2 separate regions of the Homo sapiens genome follow, and region 2 is linked to region 1. Evidence: chromatin loops called from intact Hi-C (ENCODE). Cell type or tissue: MCF 10A. All regions are shown on one strand. Each heading gives the region's core, and the rest is flanking DNA. Links, peaks and the distances in the headings are about the cores only. Region 1 has its middle 26 kb from the start of KCNA6-AS1. Region 2 holds the start of SNORA120 (small nucleolar RNA, H/ACA box 120).

The links. Peaks named below come from ENCODE experiments on the same cell type or tissue, not always from the same donor. Only the 100,000 strongest peaks of a DNase experiment are listed, where the experiment ranks them.
Region 2: it touches region 1 in a loop (12-fold over the local background); 7 of 110 quality-filtered maps call a loop at or near these places.

Annotation. Positions count from the first base shown.
Region 1 is chr12:4,851,901-4,862,424 of GRCh38, forward strand. No RefSeq gene overlaps it. Among named protein-coding and RNA genes, the nearest start is that of KCNA6-AS1, 26 kb to the left of the region's middle. RefSeq lists enhancers at 1,712-2,212, 3,686-3,735, 3,746-3,795, 5,651-6,294, 5,823-6,117. In MCF 10A, for the core only: CTCF peaks have their summits at 3,751 (motif pointing right) and 6,002 (motif pointing right); DNase peaks (open chromatin) are centred at 3,751 and 6,001.
Region 2 is chr12:6,035,455-6,043,454 of GRCh38, forward strand. It overlaps VWF (von Willebrand factor), which reads right to left. Exons shown (of 52, transcript NM_000552.5): 19 at 934-1,037. SNORA120 (small nucleolar RNA, H/ACA box 120) reads right to left here and starts at 4,729; the gene lies at 4,583-4,729. In MCF 10A, for the core only: CTCF peaks have their summits at 2,879 and 4,749 (motif pointing left); DNase peaks (open chromatin) are centred at 2,837 and 4,717.

The DNA.
Region 1 (10,524 bases), core at 1,015-9,014:
GAGGAAATAAATGAAGGAAGTGCTGGATCTGGTTAATACATACGGTTAAAACACATACAAATAATCAGGAGCCCACACATTATTTACTACAAGTGAAGGTGGCTGTCAAACATCCCTGAAAAACACGCACACACACAAACATATACACACCCCTTTTCTCTGCCAGGCTTCTCTAAATAAACCCAGTAACTCTACTAGATGAACTCTACCCAATTTCTGACTACATAAACCCAACAATTCTGACATCTCCTGTGAGGGTCTGTTTCCCAAACCATGTCTAGCATTGATTTGTTCATCACTCAGCAAGCGTTCATTGAGTGCCCACTATGTACTGAGCACTTTTCTAGGTGAATGAAATGAATAAAGCAACAAGAGCCCATGCCCCTATGAAGGCTGGGTTCTGGTTGGGGAGAAAGGCACACAATACAATAAATAATTAAAATATGTTGTATGCTAGGAGAGTATAGGCAACAGAGGAAAATCAAGCAAGGGGGCTAGAGAATACAGCAGGAGTATGTGTGTGTGTGAGTGATCGCGTGTGTGTGTGTGTGTGATTGCATGCGTGTGCGTGTGTGTGTGTGTGTGTGTGTGTGTGTCGCGGGGTGGACAGCAGCTTAAAGCAAGGGAGACAAGGAAAGTATGACTTACAAGGTAATGTTTGCATTAACAGCAGAATGAGGCCAAAGGGAGCCAGGTAGATGTGCAGTGCAGGGGAGGGTTAGAAATTAGAAACGTTCTCGGAGAAGGAGCAAGTGCAAAGGCCCTGAGGTGGGTGTGTGGCTGGCATGTTCCAGGAACAGCAAGGAGAGCATTGTGGCATGCGGGGGGCAGTGAGCCAGCAGGAGAGCAGGAGGTGGGGCCAGGGACAGTTGAGTGGTGGAGAGTGGGGCCCATCAGCCGGGGCCTTGCAGGTCTTTGCTTATACTCTGAGTTGGAGGAGAGGCCATTCCTCCAGGGTTTTGAGCAGAGATGGGATATGACCGGACGTAAATTGTAACAGAATTGCCAGTTAGGAGGCTGTTTGAATAATCCAGCAGGGAGCTGAGGATGGTTTGGACTAGGCTGTCGCAGTGGAGGTGGAGACGCGGACAGATCCTGATCATTTTGCAGAGCGTGCCAACAGGAGGAACTGGATGCGGAGTGGGCGTGAGAGAAAGCGGAGGCCAGGAGGACTCCAAGGTGGTGAACTTGAGTGGTGGGTGGAAGAAGGGAAAGGCAGTTGAGCCAGCAACTGGGCCCTGGAGGCTGGACCCCTCTTCCTGGCTGCTGCTTGGGGCTGGTTACCACCCCTCTGAGAAGCTCCCAGAGGCTGGCCTGCGGGGCCACCCTAGCCAGCGAAGCAGGCTCTGATGCCGGCCGACCCTCCTCCATGTTTCAGAGCAGGTCTAGCGGGGCCTGACCCCATGTCCCAGCCTCCACCTTTCTCTCGAGGAAGCCAGTGGGAGGAGACACTGTCATTGCACTCCCTGCCTGTCTTCCTGACCCCGTGTTGGGGTGGGAGGCATCTGAGTGTCTGTGATTCATTCTGAGTTTCTCACCCTTCCTGCCCTTCACACACCCACCCCCCAATTTTATTCACTACCTTCTTCACATTCCCACTTTCCACACTCACACTAGAGCAGGCCAGGTCTGCTTCTTGGCTGGCCATGTGACAGAGCACCCACAAGAAAGTAGCTAGAGAACCCTAAAGTACCCTCGGGCCAGGGAAATGCCACCAAGTCTATGGCGACAGAGCCGTAGAGACAGACTATCTGGAAGGTGCTCCTTCCACCTAGCCACTCCTAGGAAAGTTGGGGATATGACTGGCACTGACTCCAGCTGGCAAGTGACATCTGCTGGAAGCTACTCCAAAATGGGAAGCAGGACACCAAATACTCTGGGATAGAGGTGGTGGGGAAGGGAAAGCTGGGTATGTGGAGTGCCTCAGCAGAAGGACCTGAAACCATTCTGGAGAAAAGAAGAAAAACCAGTAGGAGGCTGAGAACACCTCCATCATAGCTCCTGAGGAGGGGCCAGGGTGGTCTCTTCCAGAGTGGACAGATAATGGGGGATGGCCCCCCACCATGATGCGAGCAGGAGGGCTGATGGCCCAGGCTGCCCTCCAGCTGGCCCTGCCCTCTGCGTCTGCTTGTCTTTGGAATGTGTCTCTCCAGGGGTGACTCTTGTCTTTATTTTCAGGGTGAGGTAACAGAGAAACAATTTGCCAGGACACTCTTGGGTGCTGTAGGCTGATATTTGAAAGATTCTGCTTCCAGAGCTCAGCTGGGCTGGCTGATGACCATGGAGCTTCCTGGGCTGTCGAAGGGCAGACCTCAGGGCTGTTAATTCACTCGAGTACATGGCGGCCACAGCATGGGAGAGTGGAAAAGCTTTGGGCTGAAGCATAGAGAGCTGGGGGGCAGCCGCAGCCCTGCCACTACCTCACTGTGGGATTCACATCAGCACTCCACATCTTCATTCCCTAGTTAGCTCACCTGGGAAATGGGGAAATGGACCAGATCATCTCCAGTGTCTCTTCCCACTTAGTAATTCTGAGATTAGTAACTGTCATGAGAATAACCAAGGGTGAACCGATTTCTAAGTCCATGCTGGAAAATGGAAGCCCTCTCCTCTTGGCTAGGGAGATGCATGTAAATTCCACACCTGTTAAGCATCCATGCTCTGTGGCAGGAAGTTATAATAACCAGGTGACTCTGGCTCTTATTACAGTGATTCTGGGTCCAGGCAAGAGTGGCAGGTTTTTGGGATGACCTGTGACATAGGGTTGCTGGGATGATTAAGTGAGTTGCTGTAAGCACAGTGCTTCCTGTGCCTGCCTGGCGGGAAGCATGCCTAAGTGTTAACCATCATCATTATTATCATCACTATTATGGGATGGGTCACACAGACTTTCCCTTTCTGCTAAGGAAGACTGGAATTCCTCAGCTTCAGTTTCATGGGGCTCCTAGGCCAAGCCAACAGCCCTGATTGAACCCTGGGCCTGCTTTGGCTTTGTGGGCTGCAGAGAAGGACCTATCTCTCTTAGCTCAATCTCAGAACACAAAGCCAACCTGGTGGCTGGGGCGAAGTGGGAGAGGTGAGGATAAGGTGAATCTGATGGTCATCGCGACAGCAAAGTGCGGTGATGTTCGTGAAAGTGCGTGTGGCTGCCGCGCTCCCTCCAAGTGTAGAAGGCCATGAACAGTTCTCCTGGCTGCCTCTTAGATGAACAATGAACCATGAACTCATTCAGTCATCTCTGTGGAGTCCTTGTGTGTCAGAACATTTTAGAGATGGGAGGTCAGTGGGTGGACCTGCATACCACACCCCCTAGCAAACGGAGGAAAGCAAGCTTCAGGGAAGGGAGGGTGGTTGGTTCACGGCGAGGCGGGGCTGAAAGAGGCTTCCAAGGTAGGGGAGCAGCACTCCAGGAGCTCTGGCTTCAAGCCCACCTGTGGCTGACAGTGAGGCTACAGTCAGAGATGAAGAGTGATTGATTGTCTTTATGGGATGAAGAGTGATTGTCTTTATGGCCAAGGCCTCCACGTGCTGGACATGATGAAACAAACAAACAAACACACACACAGCTTCCTCTAGAAGCTGTGTGTGTGACCTGAGGGCCACACACATGGCCCTCAGGTCATGAGGCATGAGAATCTTTGAGCCGCACACATCAGCCCTGTAGCTTCCAGCAGAGCCCTTCCTGCCTTCCTTGAAGATTCAGAGCCACATTCGCATTCTGACTACTCTCCACTAGAGGGAGACATCACCACTTGTATTTAATATTTCTCCCTAGACGCTCAGTGCTGCCCTGGGGTAAGCCATGCCTGTTGGAAGAGCTCACAGGGAAGGACCAACCCAGCCTGCGGTGTGAACCTACTCAGGGCTAGGAGTCAGCACTGCCTTCCTAAGGGGCTGCCGGATTCTCTTCCCCTTTGACAGAGGTGCGGCCAGCCGTCCAGATGTGGCTGGATGACCAGTTAAGGGGCAATCACCTGCCCTTCTGCCCCACTCCGCCGGAGGTATTGGGTGCAGAAGTAAAGGTGGCTGCTCGGGGATTCCAAGTAGATGTAGGGGAGCTGAGGCCTCAAAGGCTCCCGATCTCCTGGCCTGTGAAAGCAAGTGGACATCTTAGAGAGTCCTTGCTTATGGGTGCCTGCAACTTCCAGGAAGAGGTCGTAGAGGAAGCAGCAGGAAGTGTTCCTGGAAACTCCACGCAGAGGCTGGACGCCCTGGGAACTTTGGCTCAGTGTGCTCTGTGGAGGGATATTATCTGTAGGGACCAGGATATAACACAGCAAAGGGATCAGGTGTCCTTTGGAAAAATGATTTTCCAAGTCAAATTAAATACCACTTGCTTACAGATTTTCTTGAATCTCACCAGGCTAAGAATCAGGCTGAATTATTTTGAACGCCTACCTGATCACTGGACCCGGAGTGAGGAGGGGAGACATGGAAGGTGACCTTGTATGCAACCCTTTTTCCTCTGGTGTCAGTCTTCCACTCAGGGCCTTGGTTTCCCCCTCTGGCAAGCGGGAAGTTGATTTAGGTGATCTCCAGGTTTCCTCCTGCAATAGACAGTGGTACGTTCAGTTTTTCCTCCTGTGTTATGGGTCATTTGTCACCAACTTGCTACTTTCCGCAGTCTGAAGCATATTAAAAGCGGCCCCCATCTCCCACATAAGCAAGCATTTAAAAAAAAAATACTGGTTAAAATAAAATGAGATTGGCCTCTTAGAACCAGTCAACTCATCAAAGTGATGCTGAGCCCTTCTGAGCTCAACAATGTTGACAGTAATTTATGCATTTCACAGCACTAGGCTGGAAAAGTGCAAGCACAGGGCTAAGGCTTACATTTCCTGTGTCAACAGTCACTTGCCTGGTGTCTGGTTTCTTTTTTGGTCCTGCTTACCTTGTGCCAGCCGGTGCCAGCTCAGGGGGCTCTGTGAGGCCACCTCGCCTGCTGGTGACAGAGTCCTCACTGCTTTTAATTTCCAAGTACTGCTTCATCTCTTGGAGATGCTTCAGTGACTCCATTCCAAGGCGGGTTTAGATGACGAAGTGGATGACGATGGGGGGAGTAGGGGAATCTCCTTAGAGACAAACCTGGGAGAAGGCATTTCTCATTCCAGTCAATACATAAATGTTATTGATTGGAATCATATTGGGTACATATTGCTTGGAACAAGGAAGAAGTATCTTTCCACTTCCTTTTGTTTAGCTCTTTAATGGGAAAAGTCTCTGTTTTTTTTTTTTTTTTCAGTTTCCCTCTTGTCGCCCAGGCTGGAGTGCAATGGCGTGATCTTGGCTCACTGCAACCTCCGCCTCCCGGGTTCAAGCGAATCTCCAGCCTCCTGAGTAGCTGGGATTACAGGCATGTGCCACCACGCCCGGCTAATTTTATATTTTTAGTAGAGATGGGGTTTCTCCATGTTGGTCAGGCTGGTCTCAAACTCTTGACCTCAGGTGATCTGCCTGCCTCGGCCTCCCAAAGTGCTGGGATAACAGGTGTGAGCCACTGTGCCCAGCTGTTTCTGGTTATTAATAGGAACAAAATACCAGGGCATGCTTTGTCTAGGTCAGTCCTCATTCTTCATTGTGGATCAGAATCAGCTGGAGAACTTGTCAAAATGCAGATTCCTGGGCTCTGAACCCCCGAGTTATGGACTCAGTAGGCGTAAGAGGCCTGAGAATTTGCATTTCTATCCAGCTCCCAGGTGATGCTGATGCATAGGTCAAGGACCACACTTTGAGAAGCACCGGCGGGGAACACAGTGTTACCAGGTCTTGGTCTCCATCCAATGCAGTAAACACTATGCGATAACAACCTGGGGGCTTTTGAGCTTACAGGAACAGTCAATGCAATAGAAGCACGCGCTGCTAGGTCTCCAAGGAAACAGGGACAGTCTCTTCTCCCGCTGTTAGTTAATGAGAGTGTGGTTGTAACTAAACTACTGGCTAATTACCACGATCGTGGGAAGTGTCCCAGGTCGGCGCTATGAGCTTCTGCCACTAGGGGGAACCAGGGCTATTTCTCTGCAGGCTCCAGGCTGTGAGAAGAGGAAAAGTACTGAAGAGAGCGAGCAAAGCCTTTCAGAAAATACTGCAACACTGCGTGCCCGAGGCCCCCGCACATCGCTGCAATCTTGATGTGCACAGACACCGTCGAGAACCAAGGCTTGGCAGGGAGGGGGGATGGTTGATTTTCTAAGTTGTTTGGTTTTCCTCCCTTTCCTTAAAGTACATCCACATTAAGCCGTTTATGCCGCGGGTGACCTGTAGTATGAGAAGAAACACAGGTCGCTCTCCTGGCTTTGCAGATAGAGTAAGCTCAGGAGAGAGGGAAAGGAGCTGGGCAAAATGCCAGCAAGGGAGGGCTGGGCTGGCGGGACCCAGATGTTCCCTGCCCAGGAGCGTCGTGGAGAGAAGGGGAGGCATGCCTGGGGTTTGGACTGGCCAGCTTGCAGGTGGCTGTCAACCCTGAATGTTGTGGCATAGGTCAGGATGAGGTCCCTTGGGGTGGGGGAGGCAGAGTAATTCCTAAGGGAGAAAAAGACAGGAAAGCAGGTTTTGGGGCTAAGAAGACAAAAATGACTGAGAGGTTATTTTACCTGCCTTGAACTTGCAAACAAGTATGGGTCATGACCTCTTGTGAGTGCTGCCGCATGCCCTGTCAGCTGCTGTCTTCTGGGGACACGCATATTCTGACCGCCACAGAGGGCAGCATAACAGCCACAGTGCCTGCTGAGCAGGAACGTGCCGCCTAACCGGTCCGTGGCGTCCCTGCCTCTTTCTCCCTCATTAAGCCTCTTTCCCAGGACCACAGCTTTGGAAACAGCTTAATCTCTAACAAGTGATCCCGCAGGGACTTGCATTTCAGTCCCTAAAAACCACTCTGTTCCCTTTCTCGGCATGACAGTGGCCTTCTAATGGTTTCGGAGATAAGATATGAGCCCAGGTGATGTTGGGACGTGCAGAATCCATGGTGGGCTGCATAGGTATTAATTCGAGGAACAAATTTCCATAACGTGTGTGTTTGTGGGCATGAGGGTGTACACCTCAATGGCAAATTATCATAACAAAACATTAGCTATAAACATTTAGTTTGAGGACTTGGCGTATAGTTCCAAAAAATGATCTCATTAGCTTACTAACATTCACTTGTCCCTGTGACCAACACATGCAACTCACTGTTCGGAGGGAGCCCCCATCACAGCTAAACAGAGGGACCAGGAGTCTTCCTTCTTAAGCTGCAGCCTGACTTTTCTCCAGCTTACTGTGATAGTTTTCTGGCATGAGCAAAATAAGCAGACCCTGTCTCTCATAATTGAAAAGCGTGTGTGTGTGTGTGTGTGTGTGTGTGTGTGTGTGTGTGTGTGTGTATGTATGCATCCTTTTCATATTCCTTAAAACATTTTTAGCAGGTAAAATCATGTCTCTATGCTATTCTCTCACTGCCAGCCACAGAAAGGATCTTACACAAAGAAGTCCATGGGGCTCCCCTTCTCCTGCACTCAAGTCCTGGATAGGAGTTCTGACTTTTCTGAGTGACAGTTCCCAAAAGGGTTCCTTTTCACCTTTGTTGAATGCAGAAGCAGTGGCTCTTCAAGAGAGAGCATCTCCCTCACCCCTTAGTCATTCCGAGCTATTTGGCTCACAGGTACTTTCAGCATCAGATCTGGTCCTGACTCCAGCTTCCACTGAGTACACATCCTTAGGGCCTCTGCAGGGCGGTGCACCCATGCCTGGGAGGCCTCTCCATCCCTGGATCCCTGCGGCCACTCTTCAAGGCTCCTATTGCCAACCCAGGGATCTGCTGCTCCGTGCTGCTGTCTTGAGCACTGCCTGGCTGCTTGGACCAGGCAGGGCCCAATGACCACAAGTCAGGGAATGGAGAGAGGTGTTTGCTGCAGATTGAGATTCTGATCCTTCCTCTGTCCTTGAAGGACCCTCTCCTCCCCTGTCTCCCTCGCAGCCTTCTCCAGTGCTGGAGCTGACCCGGAACATCAGAGACAGGAAAGTCACTGCTCCAGTTGAATTTTGCTGCAGTTTCTTTTTTTCTCCCCTAGATGCTGAGAGCTATTTTTAGACAGGGACTTTTTTTTTTTTTTCAGGGGATCCACAGTCTATTTTTAAAGGACTTACGGAGGCCACATCATTCAGTGTTTCTCACAGGGACTTCAGAGAGAGTTAGGTGGGACAGGCCAGAGCAGTGGGGGTGCTGGCACCTTCCTGAGGAAGAGAGGGTATCAGGAGAGACCTGGGGAAGGTTGGGAGAAGCGTGGTGCCCAGGCAGGGCAGAGTGGGCTGCTTTCTCATGCTGGAGAGCATACGAGGGACTCACCATGCTCCTCCCTCCAGTCACCCCAGGCTTCGGGGCCAGAGCTGCCTGACTATCTTCCCATCCCAGCGGCCACAATGACATTGCCCTCCAACATGGCAGTGGGTTTAATTGACTGTACTTTCCTTCCTTTTTCCTAAACGTCTGTGTTCAGATGGCTTCTGCATCTCCTCTTTCCATGGCACTCCCTTGTCTCTGCAAACTGAGCTGTGGAAAGTTTTGGATCATGCCTTGGGCCTGAAGCCAGCCCCAAGAGGGCAAAGCTGAAGTCCTGGGTGAAGAGGGGACCTCGTGTGTCACAAGATGGAGACCAGGGTGGATAGGCTCCCGCTGCGACAGGGAGGATACAGCCAGGCGGTGATCTTGTCCTGGGCTCCCCAGGAGGGAAAGAAGAAGGAGGAAAAGGAGGAATCAGAGGAGAGCCATTCAGAGTGACTTGGGCAGAGACAGTAACAGGCTGCGGTGTCCTCGGAGACTCCCCTAGACCTGCTCTTTCTTCCACTCCTGAGTCCAGCCCTTAGTGTATAACTCCAAGGTCTGTGGATTTGGGGTCTGGATTCACAAGACTAGGATGGAGTAGTCAGGGAGAAGGGCCTGGGTGGAAGATTCCAGACAGAGTTGGTGAAAATGCTTCCAAACAGAGCTAAAGAGCTTTCCTCTCAGTGAATAGACAGGGGACTGCCCTCGCAGGAGCCCTGCGGCCACCCCATTGCGTGAGCCTCTCATGCTTCTCCTTGCTGTCTCCTTGCAGGACTTAGGCCGCAGGGTCAGGGCCTGGAACTGCTCTGAAAATAACTGGGGATTCCTGGTGCTCTCTGAGTCCTCCTGCCAATCTTCAGTTGTACCAAGAAGTGAGAAGGAAGGAGGCAGTGAGTGAAGAAGTCTAATTCCAGCTCGTTAGCCGACACCTGCACTGCCCTTCAGAAAAGGGCAGGCTGGGAATGCTGTTGTGTGGCCCCCTTTGGGGTGCCAGGACCCCTGGGTAAGGCTGCGTGCCTTGGGTGGGAGCTGAGACATAGCCCGGGCACCTTCTGCACAGTGGATGGGCCCGGACAGCCTGGCATCCCTGGCTCCGTCAGCAGGCAAGGAAGGGGCGAGAGCGCAGTGTGCTCCTAGAAAGATACTTATGCTCCCCACATCAAAGCCTCCCACCGTCATCTTCCTGAGAGCCTCAGGCAAAGCTGCGGGACCCTCTTTCCCTGTTCACATCAATCTTCGCAACAATCCCGGGATGCCAGGTCTGCCCTCATTCTGAACTCTCCAGAACCCCCTAACTTTATCAATGGTGACTGTATCAGTGAGGCCCTTCCTGACCACTCTTTTTAAAATGGTCACTCCCCTCGCTAGCACCCACCCCCCACACCCTCCTCACCTAAGTTGCGATTTCTCCCACCTGCCATAGATCTCACCATAGATCTCCCCACCTGTGGTTTATTATCTGTCTCCCGACAGGATCTCCACAAAGACGGGGTTTTGTCTATTTTGTTTATGGCTAAATCCCTCAGTGCCAACAAACATGAAGCACCAAATATATATTTGCTGAATGAATTAAGAAAAAGAGCAAAATGTGCCATGGCATAAGCATCCCTGGGGAAACTTTCTCTCTGACCTTCTCTCACTCCAGCCCAGCAGAGAATTTAGGGAAAAAAGTGACCACTCACCCCTTCCGCAGCAGATCAGTTCAGGCCCTGGAATAATCAGCAGTTCAGAACCTCAGCATATCAAAGCAGGAAGGGGCCAAAGAGATAATCAGATTTAAGCCCCACATTTTTGTGGAAGAGGGAACTAAAGCCCAGAGAGGTGAAGAAACTTTTCCAGAGTCACACAGCCAACTGGTGACAGCAAGTGAAACCCAAGTTCCCCGCTCCCAGGCTAGAATTCCTTCAATAAGCTCAAGTGGCCACAAACCTCTCTGCTTAGAAATGTGGAATTAGCCAGGTATGGTGGTGTGCACATGCAGTCCCAGCTATTTGGGAGGCTGAGGCAGGAGGATCGCTTGAGCCCAGGAGTTTGAGGCTGCAGTCAGCTATGATCATGCCACTGCACTCCAGCCTGGACAACAGAACAAGACCCTGTCTCAAAAACAAAACAAAACAAAACAAGAACAGAAAACAATCAAACAAAAAGCCCAGAAATGAGGGAAAGCATTACATTCCCTCCCAGGCCAAGGAGGCCAAGGACCTCTTGACAAGCAGGATAGGATT
Region 2 (8,000 bases), core at 1-8,000, 1.2 Mb after region 1:
TAAGCTCAGACCTCAAGCCCAAGAGACAGCCCTCTCTACCTCTGTCCAGTAGGCCTCTTTCCAAGGCTGTGCACAGCCACCAAGTCAAAGGCAGGGTGAATGAGCAGGGTGAGGGGTTACGTGCAGGATGGCCAAGGAAAAGGGAGAAGGCAACCAGCCACCCTCACCTCAAACCACGCCACTGCAAGCACACTCACGAAGTGCTCATGGGCAGTGTAAGGCCTGCAACGAAAGGACCCTCCAGACCCCGTGCCCACTGGCAGCTTGGCCCAAATGCAATGACTGGTGGGGCGAGGTCCCTGTCTTCCCTGGGGCCCATCTCCCTGAACAGAAATACAAGCTGAGCATTCCTAATCCAAAACTCTGAAGTCCAAAATGTTCTGAAACCCAAAACTTTGAGCACCAACATGACACCACATGGGTGGCTGAGAGGGTGACACCTTTACTTTCTGATGGTTCAATGTACACAAAACTTTGTTTCATGCACAAACATTAAAAATACTAAATACACATTAAATACATATTTAAAATGTTGTATAAACTTACCCTCAGGCAACGTGTATAAGGTATATATGAACCATAAATAAATGTCATGTTTAGATTTAGGTCCCATCCCTAAGACACCTCATTATGTATATGCAAATATTTCAAAGTCCAAAATAATCCAAAATCCAAAACAGTTGTGGTCCCAAGCATTTCGGATAAGGGCTACTGTACTAACCTGTTGAATAGTGTCTATGCAGGATGGACACAGGTGATGAAAAAGATTCTCCCCATTTTACAGATGGAGAAACACAGGCACGGAGGAAAGGCAGAGAGTAACCAGGTTCCCACAGGGGGCTGGAGGCAAGTGCGGAAGGTCCTGTGGCCGCGTGCACCCTCACTCCACCCGCAGGGCCTGGGTCCCCGGCGCAGCCCCTCACTGAGCCTCACCAAGTGTTGCAGCCAATCTTCACTGTTTCTCCAGGGGCATACTCCTTGCCCTGATGGAAGCAGGGACACCTTTCCAGGGCCACACATCTGTTCTCATGCCGGACCTAAGAGAAAAGAATCCAAAAGTCCTCAGGGCCACAGTGACTGATCTAAAGCCCTCCTCCAGCCCGCTCCAGGAAGTGTTGTCTGAGACTTGAGCCTACGGGTAAGCCCAGCACTGGGACTGGCACCAGGACCAGGGCTGAGCCAGGGGGACAGCTTCCACTGCAGGCCAAGCCAGGACAGGGATCCTATGCCCAGGCCAGGGCTTGGCAAACATGGGTTCCCATCTACATGGCTCCTCCCTGTCAACTAAAGACACTGACTGCCCTCTGCCCTCTCGTGCCCTGCTGGGGCACTGTAACCTGGACATTTTTGCAAAGGTACTTCAAAAAATCATGTCCAGAGGCCTTGAAATGCACATATTCTTACACCTAGCCATCCCAAGGAAAGGATTTCTCTGAGGGAAATAGAATTATGGACAAAGATTGATGGAGAATTATTTATCATTGCAAAAAAAAATTGGAAACACTTAATAGGAAAATGACTAAATCCATTGAGGAATCACCAGGCGCCAGTATCCTATGGTGCTATTACAATGGTCCTTTGGAAGAATCTTAAATGAAGTGAGAAATACTTATGCTGTTAATTTTTAACACAGGAAGAAAAACTGTATATACATATGGTTCCAAATGTATATATATTTCACAAAAGACTAGAAGGAAATACAGAATCTGCCTCCAGGTGGTGAGCTGGGATAGGCGAGTGGGAGGATTTTATTTTCTTTTTCAGTTTTAAAATTTTTTTCCAAGTGTTCTTCAATGAGCATGTATTATGTTTATAATTAAAGAAAATGAACACTATATTGAATAAAATTAATATGTACTTAACACTCTGGAGGTGAGGGCCAAATATTGGGCATAAGTAGAAATCGATCAGAACTAGAGTCTGGGGGCTGGTCCAAGCCACAGGCCCCCTCCTGCCCAGTCTCCCGTATCCCGGTTCACTCTCCATGGGGTATGCTCTACTTCCCCGTCGTCACCCCTCGGGAAACTACTTTCGTGAGCATGTTGTATTCCTCCGGTCTGTTGGGGCTGAGAAAATAAAAGAACTAAGAACTACCAGCCCCAGAAGAGTCAGCCAAACCCACTCTGAGCTCAACATGCAGACACGCTTCTGTCCCGACTCCAAGGGGCAGCCCTGGGTGCCTGTCCTGGTGTGGCCTAGCCTTGGGGGTTCTCAAAGAGGCCTGGGTCACCCCCAGGTGAAGGACTGTGGCACCTTGGCTCCAGAGCTCCCTGCAGGGCGAGAAGCTCCTGGTCTGAACAGTTCCAGCTCCACGTGACCCAGTCACTCCCCAGACAAGTCTGAGCTCCCAGGCCTGGAGCTGGACAAATCCCTGGGAACAGGGCAATCTTGGGCTGAACAAAGGGCTTTCAAGGACCCAGGCTAGAATCGTATGTGAGCATGTGTGTGTTGGGGCGGTTGGGGGGAGGGAAATAGGAAGAATCCTCCACTGCTTAATGTCATCTTCACCCAACCTCAGGAGGTGTTCCCGCATCTCTGGAAGCCCAGCTGATGGGTCAGGATGACAGTGCAGGGCATAAGATGCAGGTTGACCCCACTCTTGGTAGCTCTTACCTCCCGGAACCACTGTTCTTGGGAGGGAATGAGCTTAAGCACCCAGTAGGGAAGATGGCACCTTGGTAGGAGCTGGCAGGGCTGAAAAACCTCTCTCTAGCAGAGCATTCAAAGCCTCTGTCACAATTAGGGTTCATGTCCACATCGCCCCGTCCAGTGTCAGCTCTGACTTAAGCCTGAGGCCCACCACCTAGTGGCTGCTATAAGAATGACTGAGGTATCCCACGGATGCCTTACAGTCAACGGAAACCAGATAATACGCCTCCTTGTGGCAAATACCATGTGGGACAGAAGTGCAGGGACGGACTCCAGGAAACAGAGCCAGGCTCCCCTTACCTCAGCAGCACATGTTGCCCCTCACCCTTGGGCAGGCCGGGCTGGGGGCTCCCAGGCCTCTTGGTCTGCATGCTGCATGTTTTTACCTCTCGCCATGATATTCAACCCATGGGACAACCCACCATGCCTCCTGTCACCCAGGTGTGGGTCTATGGAAGCCCAGCCCTCCTCCAGCGGACAGAACACTCCAGTCCCAGCTCAGGTGTGAGATAACAATGCCATGACTGCAGCCGCCACCTCCTCCTCCTTCTGAGCACCCACTGCAAACCACGTGGCTGCTCTCTGCCGACTCGTGTTAGCAAGAGGAGGTTATTAATTCATGGACAGCAATATTATAATAGGACCTTGATATTAAGTGAGGACTGCTATGAAGGCCACAGTGGTGTGGAGTTAGGTCATAAGAGAGCTGGAGAGGAGACAAAACATAATCTTCAATGAGAGGAAAGGGTTTCCAGGACACAGCATGAGACTTCCTGACTTGGGAGAGAAGAGCAGGTAACAATAGCCCAGCTAAAAACACCCAGAGAATCCCAAAGTGGCAAAGACATTCAGGGAGGTGGAAATTCATGGAGGTAGATAGGCCTGGAAATAAAGGGGTAATTTAGGGGATGGATTGGACCCAGAGGGGAGCTGTGCAGAGAGGCGGGGCAGGCCAGCACAACAGTCCCTGGCCAAATTTTGTGGCAAGTCACTTAAACCTCACAGTTAAAATGAAGAGAACCACCTCCGTCTAGTGTTTGTCCCTTCGGGACATCAAAAGGCTACTAAGATAAAGTCTATGAATGTCCCCTGAAGACTTCAGAAGAAAGCCTGGCAAAAATACTCGTCCCATCACTCACCAACTCATGACATCTTCAGTCCGAAAGGGGTCAGGCTGAGAACGTGGTCCTACGTGTTGGTCCACTCCAAGAAAATTATAAAGTAGGAAAATACTGGTCTTGTTACCTTTCTCTGAAAAGGCCCCATTGTCCCCAACTCTCCATACATGAACACCATCGTGACCCACTCTCCAGAATCTTTTTTACCTTCCAACTGCCTCTCGTTCATTCTCCTACCCCATCAGTACTTTCAGGCCAAAGCAGCTGAACTCAGCCAGAAGCTTGCGAGGAGGAGAGTGATCTGATTAAAGCACTCCTGCTGAGCGTGATGACTCCTCCTATGAAGACTTATGAGGTTCCGCTTTTTTTAAACCTCTCGCTTGTTAACCAAAATGAATTTTTGCTTATTATATTTCAGTAAGCCCGACTGAGTGACAAATCATGGACCATGTAGGAGATATTTCTGAAACAGGCCCTTCTTTGGATCTTTTAAAATGTGCAACGCCCACATGTGAGGCCGCCTCTGGATGGGCCCTTGAACCCAAGCTCTGAACTTTAAGAAGTGGTGCCCAACTCCTTCAGTCTTCACATGGGGCCAGTGAGGAAACTGGACATCCTGGGATCAGGGACATAACCACACTTCTCGCCACCAAGAGGCTCCTAATACCAGCAGTTTGGGAGATGTAGCTGCTAGGTTTCAAACGGGAAGTCAGCATCTCCCAGACAGAGGCCTAAGTGTTTCAGATTACAGGAGCCCTGGTCTCAGAGTCAGGAGACCAGAATTTCCACTATACAACTATGAAGGCTTGACCCGGCTCTGTTCCCTTTCTGTCCTCAGTCTCCTCCCGTGTGATAGAAGGGGCTGACATAATGGGACCTCAGGGTTTCTTCTTCTCTGCCCTCTACGATGCTCCCAGAGTTACCCTTGCCGCCGGACTCAGGAAGGGTGAGCAGGGCAGTGAGTTGTGCTTTGCTGTCACCTAGTGGTGGTAGCAGGTAATATTCTAACTTAAAGAGATGGATGCTTCAGGCAAGCATGGCTCCAAGAATTTCTGAACTAGAGAAAAATACCTGGGAGATCTTCCAGCACAACCCCCTCATTTTATCGATCCGGCAGGTCTCAGAAAGTGAACACTGGGATCTAAAAAGATGCTCCTGTGTGTGCTAATTCCCTGCAGCATCTCTGTTCATGGCAGGATTCACCGTTTCCCACCACGAACTTACTGTAATAGTTAGTGGTCATTAAACCACCACTCACTAAGCACCTCCCATGTGCTCGCTGCTCTCATCTCCAGTCTTCCCAACAGCCTGCAAGCCAGTTTTACAGATAAGAAAATTAAGACGCCAAGATGTTAAGTGACTTGCCACTCACTTAAGTAGATGTTAGGAGGCAGGATTCAAACCTGGAAGTGTGAGGTTCCGATACCATGCCGTTTCCAGGCGGTTTCTCTGCCCTTCATTTATCACGGTGCGGACCACTTAGCAAAGGGACCCCCATCCTCCTCATTCCCATGCCAGGAGACCTTTGCACGATGGCAGGAGCAGATACAGCCTGCAGCTTGTGGGGTCAACCAGAAAACCTCTGCTCTAAGCAGGTGCCAGGCCTGGGACAAACCAGAAAGAGAGGGGTTCTTTCTCTGCCCCCGCCAATATTTTCAAACAGGTGCTTCTGGGCATACGGTGGACACTGAGAGGCACCTTAGAGGAGGAGAGACAATCTTCGGCTGAGAACAGGGCTGCTCAAAGTGCATTCCCTGGGCCAGGGCCAGCCTGTGAGGACGCAAGCACAGAAACTAAGAGAAAGTGTTTAGAAAATCTTAGGGAAATTTGGCAGAGTCATGTTATGTCTGTTATATGTCATAAAAAGTGGGAAGTAAGAGTTTAGATTTAGGGATCATGAAAAAAAGGAAAGAAAACATTTTTTAAGGCCGGGCATGGTGGCTCACACCTGTAATCCCAGCACTTTGGGAGACAGAGGTAGGCAGACCACCTAAGGTCAGGAGTTCGAGACCAGCCTGGCCAACACGGCAAAACCCCATCTCTACTAAAAATACAAAAATCAGCTGGGTGTGGTCGTGTGCGCCTGTAATCCCAGCTACTCAGAAGGCTGAGGCAGGAGAATCACTAGAACCTGGGAGGTGGGGGTTGCAGTGAGCCGAGACCATGCCACTGCACTGCAGCCTGGGTGACAGAGCAAAACTCCGTCTCAAAAAAATTTTTAAAAAAAAAAGAAATTTTTTTTTTTGAGACGGAGTCTCGCTCTGTCGCTCAGGCTGGAGTGCAGTGGTGCAATCTCAGCTCACTGCAACCTCCGCCTCCTGGGTTCACGGCATTCTCCTGCCTCAGCCTCCCAAGTAGCTGGGACTACAGGCGCCCGCCACCACGCCCAGCTAATTTTTTGTATTTTTAGTAGAGACAGCGTTTCACCGTGTTACCGGGATGGTCTCGATCTCCTGACCTCGTAATCCGCCCGCCTCAGCCTCCCAAAGTGCTGGGATTACAGGCGTGAGCCACTGCGCCCAGCTGAAAATATTTTTTAGTTGGGTGGGATCATATTATTTTTGTCATTGCTTTTGTTTTATTTTTATGAGAATTCATTTTTATTGTATTTACAAAAGCATGGGTCCACAGCAGGCTGGAAATCTAAGAAAAAGCATCCTTTACAGGTCTCTCCTATGGACAGCAGGAAGAACTGATGGGTGCAGCCTCTGAGACAGCCTTGGATAGTTACAGAAACAACAATGAAAGCTATTCCTACACTTCTGTAGAACTCTCTGGCTTTAAAGTGCTTTCACACACATCTCCTTGGGGCCCACAGCCATGCATCATGGAGGCAGAACAGGAATTCGGTGTCTACGTAACACATGAGGTGACTGGGCTTCCGGTAAAGACTGAAGGATTGCACAAGAGCATGGAGTGGGAAAGCAGGGAAGCCTGGCCTGACGGGTCTGCCCTCTGCACCCCATTCCTGCTCTTTCTGCCCCCCGCAGATCTGCCCCCGGGAAAAAGCCACTTCCCTTTCCCCTGTCAAGTCCTCAGAAGAATGCAGAATCCGTGACCCCTTCCCCAAGCCCTTAGTGACATCCCACAACCCTGCCCCTTCACAAGGGACAGACTGGACAGAGGAACACCCCGAGGGATGATGTCTGCACCATCAGATGGGCCCAAACAGGGTGTTTCCAGGCCCAGCTCCATTTTCTTTGTGTTATGGCCAAGAACACGTGTCCCGTGCTGCAGGCGGCACGCTGCGCACCCTTAATAAATTACACGGACTTCTCTGCTCTCTCGAATCTGGCCGCAATAATTTGCACACTCGCCGGCATCGTAAGGAAGCAGTTGTGAAAATAACCGAATCTCTTACAATATGAACCTGCAAGTTAGAATCCCCTGTGGCTGAAGTGCGAGTCACCTCGTCACGTGACAGGTATCCAAGTGCTGTCCTCAGAATGCATGCCCAGTGCTTCAGGAATGAAATGAGCGCCTAACAGGATAGCCACAGCCTGTATTTGAGGTCCCGCTGTCCTCTTTTTTGGATTTGGGGTCATAATATAATTATTGTGGTTACTAATATTTAAGGCTATCTGTATTTTTTCCTTCATGACAAAAAAGTTTGTTTCAAAGCATATCCGATGCTGACATAGTCCTCTGAGTGATGTTCCTTTTCCTGCTGAGTATGATGAAGAGACAATGATCTATGCTTTCCCCACACCAAAGCTCTGAGACACTCTACCTAAGAGGCCCCAGGGATAAAGAAGAGCAATAAGGAAGATTCCCCTGCCCTCTCCTATTTTTTGTTCCTACCCAGGTCTGAGATTCCCCACCTTAGAGACCCTTCGTGATATCCACCTTCTGCTAAGGCACCAAACAACCCTTCCAGTTCAAAGGTGCTCATTGGCCAATCGCTAGCTCTCCTCATCAGAAAAGACAGTTCCAAAACCCTCAGAGGCTAAGACAGAGGAGGAGAGAATTAACAAGAGTTGGTCTCTCTGTTTGGGAGAAGAAAGAGTTGAAGGGGAAGTAGAAAAGTAAGCATCTGTCCTTCACACACTGCAATCCCAGCCTTCCTGAGAGACACTGGTAATTGAGTCCACATTCCCTCTACAGAATATTGACAGGTCCCACAGTCCAGGACACTTCCCCTCAAGCAGAGTCCTGGGCAACACTAAGTCCCCTCCAAAGCCATCTGAGAGCCACCCTCTCCCATTCTGGCCTCCACAGCCTCTGCCCCAACTC